2 separate regions of the Homo sapiens genome follow, and region 2 is linked to region 1. The links are chromatin contacts, found by Hi-C or POLR2A ChIA-PET in ENCODE. All regions are on one chromosome and are shown on one strand. Each heading gives the region's core, a stretch centred on a gene start or an enhancer-like site at or near the end of the contact. The rest is flanking DNA. Distances are from core to core; before and after follow the strand shown. Region 1 overlaps EREG (epiregulin). Region 2 has its middle 28 kb from the start of AREG.

Region 1 (6,769 bases), core at 2,704-5,203:
AGAGAAGCATTGTTTTAGAAATTAAAGAAACCTTAGAGAAATCTAATCCAAACTTCATTTCACCCTCTACCCCACCTCATTCCTTGTTCTCTGTTTTCAGAGATAAGGCAGCTCAGTTGCAGGGAAACAAAATAAGTATGTGAGCTAGAACTGGATTCCATTTCTCATGAGTCTAATGCAGGGTTTTTCAACCTTGTCTCAGTTGACATTAGGGACTAAATAATTCTTTGTTGCAGGGAGGCTGTCCTATGCATTGCAGGGTGTTTAGCAGCAACCCTGGTCTCTACCCACTAGATGTCAGTAGCATCCCCAGTCGTGACAACCATCATAGTCTCCAGACATTACCATATGGTAGCAATGGTCCCCAGGAGCAATTTTGCCAATGAGGGATACAATTTTGCCAACCTTGGTTGGCAATTTTGCTCCTGGTTTAGAACCAATAACATAAAATATACTTTTTTTTAATTGCTGTTACACATTGCCACCCATACTTCACAGTTTGGAAAATTAGTGCTTGAGTTACCAAGACAAAATTAATTTTAATGATAATCTGGATACAAATATAAAGCCCATTCTCATGTTTAAAAAATCAGCTTGGCAATATTTATTGCTGATTTTAGCACCGTTCACATCTAATAATGATGAGTCTTATTTACGATGGAATCATGAATACTGTCTCTGATTATTCCTTTGATAACCACCCTTTACTTCCTTTTACAACTCTACTCTCTTAGCTCTCAGCAAACTTAATTTTCTTTTTTCTCTAATTTCTTTTTCTCTTTTCTTTGCCACTTCTGTCTGCTCTCTACCACCTGTTTCTCAAAGTTCTGTTATTTTCCAGTTCATACTGTTTTCCTTGGAACATATAAATGTCTTCCATTCCTTTAAAGGCAGTATCTCCTCATATGACTTTCAAATAGACTTCTCCTAATCTCCAAATAAATTCTTATTCCTTTACTGTATTCCCAACAGCCTCAAAAATATAAATAGGTAATACCTATAGATAAACATTAAACTCAAATATGTTCACTCCCTTCATGCCTTCATGCCCAAATGCCACCACAAGCCTGCTGTCCTGCCTATGTCTCCTCCTTTTTTAATGGCAGCATTCTCTGTTTTTTTTTTTTCTGACTAGAAACTTGGCATCATCTATAAATTCTCTCCTTTCCTTACCACCCTTAGGTGTCCAACTTCTTTAAGTCTATTTAGGGCAGGAACAATGTCTTTTGTACCAGTTTTCTTTCCAGTGTTTTGTTCAATATCTTGCATGTAGACAACGCTCAATAGATATTTATTGAGTAAACATTATTTGACAAATGTAGTTACTAAAAGCAAGGATGGGGTAAGCTGCCCTCCTTTTTGATGATTGGATTGTAACTAAGCCCATCCCACCAGCTATCATGCTATGGAGGCATATGTGGCTCTCACTGAAGTCAAGGTCGCCAATGTCAACTCAAACTATATTTTCATAAACTATATTATCTGAAAGTAGAATTCCTTAGCAGCCTGCAGTGTGTGAGTTGTATTATGTGGGTTCTCTGAATAAAAAGTAATTAATTTCGAGTCTTTTGAAATCATCTTTAATGGATTCCCTTTCTCTTGTTTTGTGTGCTCTCACTGATTAAAACTTTATCCTTGCAGATTCATGTTTGGCCATAGGCATCTACAGAGAATACAATATAGTCAATATGCTTCTCAAGATGCCATTAAATATCCAGGCTTCCTGCCACAATGTGGCCATAATGAAAAGAAGGCAAATTGCAGACACTTATAGTCCAAACTGTTGCGCCTTCAGGAGATGTTTCTTTTGGAATAATAATGTAAGAATAATTTAAGTTGGATTTATAGAAGTGAGAAGCCCGATGGAAGGGAGTCAAGGTAGAAAAGGTTATAAAAAAGCTCTTCTTATGTAAGATTGTCTTGAGAAAAAAATATGTTTCCAACAGAAAATTTGAAACAATACTCTATAAATGAAGCTTTGGCTTTTAGGGGAGGCAAGTCCCACCTTTAGAGATTTTAGTCACAGAGTTCCAAACACTCAGATTAATTTAAATTGTACTTTTTTTTTTTTTTTTTTTTTTTTTGAAACAGAGTCTTGCTCTGTCACCAGGCTGGAGTGCAGTGGGGTGATCTCGGCTCACTGCAACCTCTGCTTCCCGGGTTCACGCCATTCTCCTGCCTCAGCCTCCCGAGTAGTTGGGACCACAGGCGCCCACCACCACATCTGGCTAATTTTTTTTTTTTTTTTTTTTTTTTTGGTATTTTGGTTTCACCATGTTGGCCAGGATGGTCTCGATCTCTTGACCTCATGATCCACCAGCCTCAGCCTCCCAAAGTGCTGGGTTGTACTCTTTACATAAGAGTTGGTATGTATTCTCCTGCATTCTGGAAATACTTCCGTTATGAACAAGATATACATCTTTAAATTCATATTTAGTGCAAAATAGATAATTCCCTTATATTTTGACTCACTGATTCTTTATTTGACTAGCTTTAAGTATAGCATTGTATGATAATATGTAAGCGAAATATATTAGCATTTGAAGTATGATTTAGAAATGACTACCTAAATTGGAAAGTATAACTTAATGCTTATGACTAGAAACACATGGCATATTAATATTTTTGCTACTTGTCAAGGAAGATTCTATGGCTATTTTTCAAAACTCAAAATTAAAATAATTACTTATTTTTAACCTGTTATATTAACCTTGGGTTTCATATGTTTTATCTCAAATTGCTATAGACCGTTTTTACCTTAGGTCTTAATGAAGTGCAGTTACAAAGCTAACATTAAAAATATATAGGAATAGAATTATTACTGGCAGAAGGCAAGGTTAGTTTTCTATAGATTTATATATATGTGTGTATATATGTGAGTGTATATATATATTTATATATAAGTAATATATGTATATATGTGTTCATATATATTTATATATAAGTAATATTTATAAGTATATATGTATGTATATATATAAGTATATACGTGTGCGTATATATATCTATACACACACACACACACACACACATATATATACTCTCTGAAAAGTAGGTTGCTACTAGAAGGTGCTGACAGTCTTTTCAGTATCTGATGTGATAATGAGTTTTAGAGTTATTTTGACCAAGGTGAAGCAAGAGCTTATCAAATAGTGGAATTAAATTTAAAACAAAAAGACATCCAAAAACAGTGAAGGCATATTCACTCCTTAAAAGCACACAAGATCCAACAAGCCTATTACGTTATAGACAAATTCTAAAATCACAGACTGCCATGGAAGATGGTAGAAAATGAACAGTCTGAGTAGGTTGGCATGTGACCACAGCAAAAGTGTGAACAAAGAGGATTTTGCTATGTGTTTGGGCTGGACAAATGCTATGATTCTGCACAAGTTTGCTTTTCTGGTCTAAATAGCCTAAAAGGTTAAACTGGGAAAATGAGATGCATTTCTTTTATTCTGTAATCTATCTGATTTTAATTTGGATCATTTTTATTTTCTTGATTGTTTTCCAGAATAGTCATTTTACCCTAAGATTTGCAATTATTTTGCTGACTTGGCTTGGTCATCCAGTCACCAAATCCTAGCCTCCTCTGTACTGGCCTCCTTCTGGATGAGCCCTCAGTGCAATCCTTAGGAAGCAAGGTAAATCCAGGCACAATGGCTCAAGCCTGTAATCCTAGCATTTTTGGAGGCCAACATGGGAGGATCATTGAGCCCAGGGATTCGAGGCTGCAGTGAGCAGTGATTGCACCACTGCACTCCAGTCTGGGCAAATGAGTAAGAGCCTCGAAAAACAAAATAAATATAAATAAAAATGAAGCAAGGTCAAAATAAACCGTATGCAATAGGAAGTACATTTTCTACATCTGGCATTTTGTCTGACTGTTGGGCAACCACTTCTTAGTGCTCCAGGGCCCACGACATTTACTGCTATTGCCATTCCTATGATGGCACTCAACCTCTCCCACGCGCGGTCCCCAATATTGTGTAAGGGTGTAGGCTCGGTCCTGACTCACAGGGAAGAGGCGATTTGTATCCTCTGAGTCACTGGCACCACTTCCTGCTGGCACATCTGAGATTTCACTGAAACATAATCTGAAAAATGAAGGCAGAGAGATATATAGGTGAGGTTCACATTCCTAAAACCCATTTGGAAATTTGATAGAAACAATGACCTCTGAATGCATTTCCATTTTTGCAGCTGTATTGTAAAAGAAGCGCCAACTGCCAATTTTGAGTTTACAGATCATCTGTGTTATATCACCTGGCAAGAAATTCCTCTGTATCTTAGTTACCAATGCCACCAGACAAGAAATGCCACCAGATCTGTTTTTTTGACATAGATACTATCTAAAATATTTAGTATCGTAGTGAATTATTTGCTTAGGAAGAATCTACTGTCAAGAATGAAAAAGCCAAATATAGTATTTGAGGTCCAATCATAGAGAAATTATGTTCAAACAACACTAAGGTCATGAAAAGCCTGACATTAAGGAAATATATGCATGCTTTAGCATTTATTCCCTCCCTGTATGACTCATTAAAGTAATGACTAGCGATTCTTTTTTTTTTTTTTTTTTTTTTTTTTTTTTGAGAGGGAGTCTTCCTCTGTCGCCCAGGCTGGAGTGCAGTGGCGCGATCTCCGCTCCCTGCAAGCTCCGCCTCCTGGGTTCAAGCCATTCTCCTGCCTCAGCCGCCTGAGTAGCTGGGACTACAGGCGCCCGCCACCATGCCTGGCTAATTTTTTTTTTTTTTTTTGTATTTTTAATAGAGACGGGGTTTTACCGTGTTAGCCAGGATGGTCTCGATATCCTGACCTCGTGATCCGCACGCCTCGGCCTCCCAAAGTGCTGGGATTACAGGCGTGAGCCACCGCGCCCGGCCTGACCAGCGATTCTTAAGGTTAACAGGATAGTGGATGTAATATTTCTCTGGAGATAGATTTTTTATTCATTGGATCGCATTCACTCTTCTACCCTAGTTTGCAAGTGTTTGGGAGCAGACGCATATTGCAGGAACATTTGAGAACCACTATTTTAAAGCAATAGTGCTGTGCAGATGGACATGACTTAGAATTAATTTTGCTGTTTTCTTGGCCACATCCATCCATGATGGAATTGCAGTTATACACTTTAATTTGAAAGGAACATTTAAAATTATATACGATTCCACCTGTAAAATATCCTGCTGTAGGATTAATGCAGCAAGTCTCACAGAAACTATCCTGAGCGATGGACTGTGTCCAAGGGAGCGTCACGAGTAAGGAAAGTCCAGTCTTTGTGGAGGCACACCCTGGGCTGAACATTCTTTAATTAACAAAGACAAACATTTCACCTGTGGCCTGAACAACTGGAACAAAGTTTCCAACGGTGGAAAAACTAACAACTACTAAAAACCTTTAAAAAAGAAGACTAACAGCAACACTCCAAAGTAAGTTGGATTCTATAATAGTTGCAGGTTGCAATTGGAGGCAATTCCAAGCAGGAAAGGTTAGGCTTTAGTTTATGCAAAGGATAGAGAAACTAGCTTCAAATGTGCATTTTTTTCCCCCTGGCTAGCATTTTCCTGGAGGGAGAATTGGTAATGTCTCCTCCAAAGCTTTCCTCAGTTGAAGAAATATGTAGGAATAGGAATGTCAAGGATGTAAGCACGTGCAACTAAAACTCCAATTTGTACCGAGGAAACTGTATTAGTTAAAGGATTTCATTCTTCAGTAGTGAAAGTATGGTGAAATTATTATTGGGATATAAAACAAAATTGACTTGAATGAGAATCTAGCTTATCCTCCATAAAAAGCTTAGTGAAATAGTTTTCAACTCTGTTCAACTGACAATGAAATCTAGGCTTTAGCTATTTCTTTGTCATTCAACAAAAATATATTTTTTGTAGTTCCACAAGAGCAATTGAAGCAGCATTTATATTGTAGAAAAAGCATGGAGTGGGGAGGGGATAATTCTGAACTTTAAAGACAACAGAATTTTCAAATTGTTGAAGAACAGGAGACTTGATTTCAAAAGATAAATTTGTAACTCTTCTCTTCTGTGGTCACAAGTGATCTTAGACAAGACATTTAATTTAAATACACTGAGGGTATTTGAGACTAATAACTACTTCACAGAATTAAGTGTGAAATTTGATATATGAAGTTATACATTATGATGCTGATGCCGATGTGTAATTTACTTTTCAGAACCCAAAAATATACAATCGGCTTAACAGATACAAGCCTTCTCTAACTGAGAAAAAATAAAATTCTTGTATTACACGAATTAAATCTTTCTTTACAGTACCAAATTACAGAGATAGACAAACTTGTTATAAACCAGAAGAGGGCACTGTCCACATACACTGCTAAAACCAGAGGCTAGAAGTTGAGAGTCAAGGAACATTTATGGGCTGTGACAGCCATTTCAGAAAAAAAAAAAAAAAAACATTAGTTTATTTCACTGTATTCTCCCCAAAAATCTATAAGATAGGAAAAATTAACACCCAGAAAAGTAAATTAATTTTTTTTCAAGATCACGTAGCTCAAGTTTTCCTCACAAGACTGCCTTTCCACCATAATTTGTGGCCTCTATGTTGGGTTAAATACTCTACTTCAATTACAGCTATCATAATTTGTTCTCTGTGATGTCCATTATACTCTAGTATTATTGCCTATTTCCAAATTCTATAAAGTGGCCCATTTAACAATATGTATCCTTGGGAAAAGTTATTTAAACTCTTTATGCTTTAGTTTTCTCTAATGGGGATAATAATAGTATCTT
Region 2 (6,876 bases), core at 3,315-5,814, 44 kb after region 1:
CCTGGCCTCAAGTGATCCGCCTGCCTCAGCCTTGCAAAGTGCTGGGACTACAGGGATGAGCCACTGGCCACTGTGCCTGGCCTCGCTGACTCTTGAAAAAATTAAATACAAGGCTCATTTCAGAGCCTTTGCACTTATGTTCCCACTGCCTAGATTTTAAATGGCTTACTCTTCATTTCTGCTCAAAAATCACCTTATCTGAGAGATCTTCCCTAACCATTCCCAAATTGTATCATCTTCTCTTACTCACTAGGGCCCTCATTTGGATTTGGATTTTTCTTCATAGGTTTATCTTATATATTTATTTACTAGTTTAATTTTTCCCCACTAAAATGTACGATCAATTAGAATAATGTATTCATGTGTTTTGTTCTCTTCCTTATTCCCAGTGTCTAGTACAGTAACTGGCACGTGAGAATGCCTTATAAATATTTGTTGAAAGTGAATGAGCCAACATACACAATTATTACATAATCTCTTAGCAAACACATGTATTAAATCATATGAAAAGGATCTGAAACGTGAACCTGTAGAACCCCAGTTTGCCCATGCTCCAGCAATGTTGCCTCCAGAATGAATGTGCTAAAGGTAAATTTATGTTTTAACATTTTAAGACATTCCCTAATAAACTGGTCTCTCTGCTTCCACTATTGTCACATTCGAATTCATTCTCCATACAGAAGTCAGGGTGATGCAATTACATCATTCATCTTTTTAAAACCCTTTGATGGCAGCCCATTGCATCTGGGATAAAAGACACCCACGGGTTTGCATGGTCTAGCTTCACCTGAACTCCCATCACTTTGATCTTTGCCTGATCAGCTCCTCCAATACTGTCAACCCTTTGCCATCCTAAAAGCTACATCTGTATTATCTGTACCTGGACTACTCCCCTACCCCTTTCCTTGGCAAACTCCCACTCCTTCTTCATATCTTAGCTGAAATACCACTTTTTCTCAGAAACCTTTCTTGACCTTGATATTTGAAGAAGTTCTCCTTGAAATATTTATAGACAGCATTTTGATTTTCTTCCATAATACTTATTAAAATCATATAGTTTTGATGATATAATTATTATTTTAAAAGTATTATCTCTATTAAGTTCTAAGTTCCATTTCACAGGATGTTTGTGTGTTTTTTTATTCTCTAGTAATTAGCACAATGTAGTACGGGTTCTTAATCAAGACACATTAACCGAATGAATGAACTATGCAAAACTAACCTCTGGTAAGAGCAGCGTTCCGATGGCTATTTTATTCCACTGTGAATGCTGTTGAAGTTTCCAGAAAGCTAAATGATTTTTAAAATATTCATTCTTTATTCTCTTTTTATTGTTAACAGTAATTCTCATGCATTATCTGGTTATTTGCTTTAATCCTTTAAAGCCTTTCTGAGATAATTTTTATTGCCAATCTATAGATGAGGCTCACTGCTAATGATGGGAACCAGGACTTGTGTCTAGTTCTGTTGACTCTAAAGCTTATGGTTTAACTTCCACACTGTACTGCCTCTGTCTCTGTTTCCTTTGTGAAGCCTTGAACACTTTTATCTATACCTGGGGATGCCCTGAATTCATATTCATTAAAAAATAGTTCTTCTCTGTTCACGAATCTTTACAAAATTTAATGGAAGTAAGCTAAATCAGCCTACTTCATCAATAAATACTGCAATAGAAAATTCAATTTATTAATTCATATATGGTACTTTGTTTGTAAGTTCTGGGTTTGGGGCCTTAAAAGACAAATTAGTGCCTTACTTATTTTCTCAATACTATGTCAAACATTTTAATGAGTACAGTGATAACTATATATATATATATATATATATATATATAAAGGTTGCCTAATATGTAAGATTTTTATTTGGCAGCCACCAGGTATGCTAAATGCCAGACTTAAACATGTCTCTGCATGTATCACTGCATTTGCTCTCTCTGACCTCCTTATGGCATTCATGCTGATAAATAAGGCTCCCAAGTCAATGAAAATGCCTGATCAGCTATGGAATTCGTAACATTATTCACTATGAATCAAAGTTCATTTGATCACCACTGGCATTCTGGATATTGACCTGAGTCCTCCTAAATTGTCCTCACTTATTTCAAAGTAAACCTCAGTTGACATTTTAAAATCTTGATTAACAGGAAATCAATTGACTCTGTTGAAGTAAGTGAAAGGCAAAATTTCTTTGTGCGTGAAAGTCCACTGGGACTTTAAAAACATGCATAAATGATGTGTGAGTCACCAATGCGAATGAGTTTATTATATATTACTGTGATTTTAACTTTAATGGCAAATTTATTGTTAGACAATTGTACTTATTTTAAAATCATTGTAGAATTTTAATACTGTGTACCTTTATTTTTATTTTAGCTTAGACCCCCAATTATGACTATTCTTTCTTAGATTAGGACAATATGCTAAGACAGGAAATCAGAAACTTTATGACTAGCAGCCTTATCTATTTTGCTCTATGATCTTCAAGAAAAACTAGGGATAGCATTTTAAAAGTTTAGAATAAATTGGCAAATTCCCAACATTTTTCATTCCCATTAAAAGTAGTAATTGGCCCATTTGGCAGGCCATGTAGGTTTCTTAAAAGTGAGGAGTGTGAATGGCCATTCAGCTTCTTATTTTTCCAGGCTTACTAGATAAGTGTGTGCTAAGGTGAGTATTTAGACTTTAATGTGTAATTGAAACCTCCCATGTGTCTCATTAAACAGCAGATTGTCATTTAGGTTTGGACTCAAGATTCTGTCTTTCTGTCATGCTCCAGCAGATACTGGTGCTGCTGATTTTTAAGCCATTGTGTTCATGATCTACACAGAATAAGAGTTTGGTAAAGGCTGCATTAATTGAATTCACGACAATTGATTCCATGAGAGCATCCATGGTCATTCTCTCATTTGTTAAACAAACGTGCTGAGTGTCTACTATGTTTTAGGTACTGTGTTGTGTACTAGGTGTCTGTTGTCAACAAAACAGATATACAACAACCTTTAAAGGCCATAATAGTGAGAATCAGTTGCGTGTCAGTCCTGTCTCTGCCTCAGAGACTTGTGAAGACAAATATTAAAGAAATAAAAACATAAGAAAATACAGGACTACAAATTCTTACATGTGCAATGGAGAGTGTAATTAAAGAGGCTCACAGGTCTATACTGGGGTGTGCAGAAGTTAAGTTTCAGCAGGCTTGAAAGGTGCCTAAATGTTAACCAGATGAACAGGGGAAGAAGTGTGCTTCAGGCAGATGGGATGTCTTAGGCAGGGATCCAAAAATATAAAATAATTTAGCCTCCTCCTGAAACGTAGAGATGGCAAGTGTAGCCTAAGTATGGTGAAAGAATAGAAGGAGCAAAGAAGTGAGGTTGGAGTTGAGTGACCACCTGATTTACTTTCAAACAATACTTTTGATGGTATAACCAAGGCGTGTGATGACACCCTAGTTTAGACAAGCAGACAGAGGCCAAATCATGCGGGAGCTTTTGGGTATAATGAAGTTGTTGTTTCCTCATACAGAAGGTACTAATTGTAGGAGTAACATAATCCCATTTATAATTTAATAGGTCACTCTGGAGGCTATAGATGTATGATGGTAAAATCAACCTTTTAGTTTTATTTCCAAGCACTTTTGGTTTGCTTCAGAAGAAGCAGTGTCAAAAGGACACTGAATATTAATATGAACAAAACTCAGTTCATATTTTTATTTACCTGTTTGATGTGGGTTCATGAGATTTATTTGCTGTATATGGCACATGTCTTACATAGTATTTCTATTTGTTTAATTTAAGGACTTAAACACTAAGTAAGAAATCCTAGTAGAGAATTTTAAGATTCCTGGAATAGCAAGCATGAAATACATTACAAGAAATTTTAATGCTGGGAATATATTAAGTTGGTGCAAACATAATTGTGGTTTTTGCCTTTTTTTTTTTGCCATTGAAAGTAATGGCAAAAACTGCAATTACATTTTTGCCAACCTAATAAATATGATGAACAAGCTATGATAAAAGACTTGGGCGAACATAGGTGAGTATGCTAGATGCCTGGGGTGCAGAAATAGACGTTCGCAGAAGTGACAGTCTTCTCATCTGTGACCACTGAAAAATTCAAATACCTCACACACATGATCTGGAGAGACCTGTGGGATACTTTAAAGTAACTAATTAGGCTTGCATTTTAGAACTGTTTCAAAGCACTTCTTTTGGCACGACTAAATGCCATCAACTTTTTGCGTCTTCTCTTCAAGAAGTGACTTCTCCCTTCCTTCCAATCCTTTCTAAATAGAACTAAATGCTGACAATTGACGATGCTCTCCTATTAGAGTGATTCTTATACTTTCGTCACCTCCCTAACTTTGATGTGTCACACTCTCCCAGCCAAATCAGTTTCTGGAGTGATTTGGTTGCTTAGGGAACACAGTCACTCTTTCAGGACACTTAAGGACTGCTCATGTCCCCCAAGAACTTGGTGTGTGTATATGGGTGTGGGAGTGAGGGGGTTCAAAGAACCCATAGATTCCATTATTCCCCCTCCCCCAAACCCTCGCTCACACCCTCTGATGCTAGTTGACTCATTCATTCTCTATGACCCATCATCTCCTTTGGAACCTGTCCATGTTTTCCCCGCCTTCCCATTTCCTCTGCCTGGAGCTCTAACTCTAAGACAGAGAAATGCTTTCCTAAAGAGATGAGTGATATCACATCCTTTTCTAAACTGTTTTTTTTATCCCTAGCCCATGCTACACCCAGCAAGCTTAATTCCCTTTGTGCAAGTGATCTCCTCAACATTTGTCCCTGAATCAAATGTTTTAAATGCATGATGGCAACTTGCTACTGAAAACAGTTCTCTGAAAAAATGCTTTAAAATATAGAAAACAAAGTAAGGAGTTATTTCTGTCTGCCCACTGTCACGTATAAATAAAGAATTTTTATCTATGCTGTCAGCCAAAATGGATGCAACTGTATGAGACAAGTTCATTTGGCTATTTCAAGTCGTACATGCCCCTCTTTTGAGGGACAATAACTAGGGGCAGATGGAGCCATTGGACACAAAAAAGTCATTTTCTGATATTATCTACTTCTATGAGGCAACATGTCTTTTAAAAATAAGAAAACTATAACTTTTTATATTTGTTGCCAAAAAACACAATGGAAAACAGCTAAATACAATAAAGAAAAAAAATCACCCTTAATATAATCACCCAATCATGAGCAAGGCTACTTTTGGGGATCACTCATTTCACATTTTCCAAAATGAGTTTCCATGTTCTCATACTGGGACAGGGCTAGAGATGAGGGTAGGGAAAACAGAAAGACAATCATAGCCAATGCATCAAAGTGTTCCCAAGTGGGTGTATTAGATGAACATCATTTCCTTGTCCATGCAGGATATCACAACAGCCTCTGTAAAGAGAAAGAAAAGAAGGTGGTAAGGGGGAGTGAAAGCAGAGGAAGGCATATGAACAAAACTCCTCTATCCCTACATCTTCTAGACACTTCCTGAAATGAGAAAAATCAAAGCATAAAATTTCATAGAGCTTACTATATTAAGTAATTCACCAAGTCTCTTCTGGGACACATGAACCTGGTTCTCCTTGTGGATGTGAGATGCCCATAGGTTGTTAACCTGGATATAGAAAGGATTTTAGTCCATTCTATTCAGTTACAAGAGTGTGGCCAGACATATTTGTAATTCTGCCTTCTTCACAGTTCAAATAACATCATCTGGTTATTAGTACCACCATATGCACACTCTAAAACAGTAGTCCTCAACCTTTTTGGCACCAGGGACCAGTCTCATGGAAGACAATTTTTTCCACAGACCAGGGGGTGGGGGGATGGTTTCAGGATGATTCAAGTGCATTACATTTATTGTATACTTTATTTCTATTATTATTGCATTATAATATGTAATGAAATAATTCATTATATATTATATTCATTATATATTATATAATGAATTATAATGTAGAATGAGTGAGAACCCTGAGTTTGTTTTCCTGCAGCTAGATGGGTCCATCTCGGGGTGATGGGAGACAGTGACAGATCATCAGGCATTAGATTCTCATAAGGAGAACACAACCTAGATCCCTCATATGTGCAGTTCCCAAAAGGGTTTGCACTCCTATGGGAATCTAACGCCTCTGTCGATCTGACAGGTGGCAGAGCTCAGGTGGTAATGCAAGCAATGGGGAGTGCCTGTAAATACAGGTGAAGTTTCTTTCACTTGCCAGCCATTCACCTCCTGCTGTGTAGCCCAATTCATGGCAGGCCATGGACCCAACTGGTATTGCTCCCTGGCTTGAAGGTTGAAGCCCCTGCTCTAAATGACTCCTAAGGCAGTATAACATGCCCTAAAATAATTCCAGGCTCAGTGGCTTTGCACTTGCCATTCCCTCTGCTTTGAATATCATCCCCCTAAATATTTGCATGGTTGTCTCCTCATCTTTCATCCAAGCTCAAAGAGAACTTTCCTGACACTTTTAACATATGAAAGCCATCATCATCTCAATCCTCTTTATCTCATTTTTTTAAACTGTCGTACACCATTTGGAATTGTTATCTTTATTTTTATACTAAATTGTTGACAGGTTGTGGCCCTTCATTGTAGTAAGAATAGGAGCCTTATCTGTCTAGTTTAAAGCTAGTTTTCATCTATAAATGCACCTGGCACATAGTAGGTGCCAAGTAAATATTTATTGAAGCAATGAATGAATGAAACAAGCACATGATGCAAATTATGCTGATAAAATAAGTTTATTGGGCCAGGCCTGGTGGGTCCTGCCTGTAATCTTAGCACTTTGGGAGGCCGAGGTGGGTGGATCACCTGAGGTCAGGAGTTAGAGACCAGCCTGGCCAACATCGTGAAACCCTGT

The links. Hi-C counts contacts between places; a loop is a spot of excess contacts on that map. ChIA-PET counts read pairs that join two places held with the same protein, here RNA polymerase II (POLR2A). Pooled maps may share reads with other maps.
Region 2: a map of heart right ventricle shows a loop between it and region 1 (8-fold over the local background). The contact joins two enhancer-like sites. A Hi-C loop is called at or near these places in 4 of 168 maps with a recorded cell type or tissue (endothelial cell of hepatic sinusoid, endothelial cell of umbilical vein, heart right ventricle and 1 more), 5 of 37 single-sample maps with no recorded cell type and 3 of 50 pooled maps. POLR2A ChIA-PET finds 5 or more read pairs at or near these places in 6 of 52 experiments (A673, AG04449, MCF 10A and 3 more).

What each region holds. Positions count from the first base shown.
Region 1 is chr4:74,370,743-74,377,511 of GRCh38, forward strand. All of the region lies in intron 1 of EREG (epiregulin), which reads left to right. Among named protein-coding and RNA genes, the nearest start is that of EREG, 9.0 kb to the left of the region's middle. RefSeq lists an enhancer at 3,436-4,635. Within about 2 kb of position 3,954, at least 11 of the 41 ENCODE cell types and tissues checked have a DNase peak (open chromatin) inside an H3K27ac peak, as active enhancers do; they include mammary epithelial cell, where a contact is called at or near this core.
Region 2 is chr4:74,413,892-74,420,767 of GRCh38, forward strand. No RefSeq gene overlaps it. Among named protein-coding and RNA genes, the nearest start is that of AREG, 28 kb to the right of the region's middle. RefSeq lists an enhancer at 1-309. Within about 2 kb of position 4,565, at least 3 of the 41 ENCODE cell types and tissues checked have a DNase peak (open chromatin) inside an H3K27ac peak, as active enhancers do; they include mammary epithelial cell, where a contact is called at or near this core.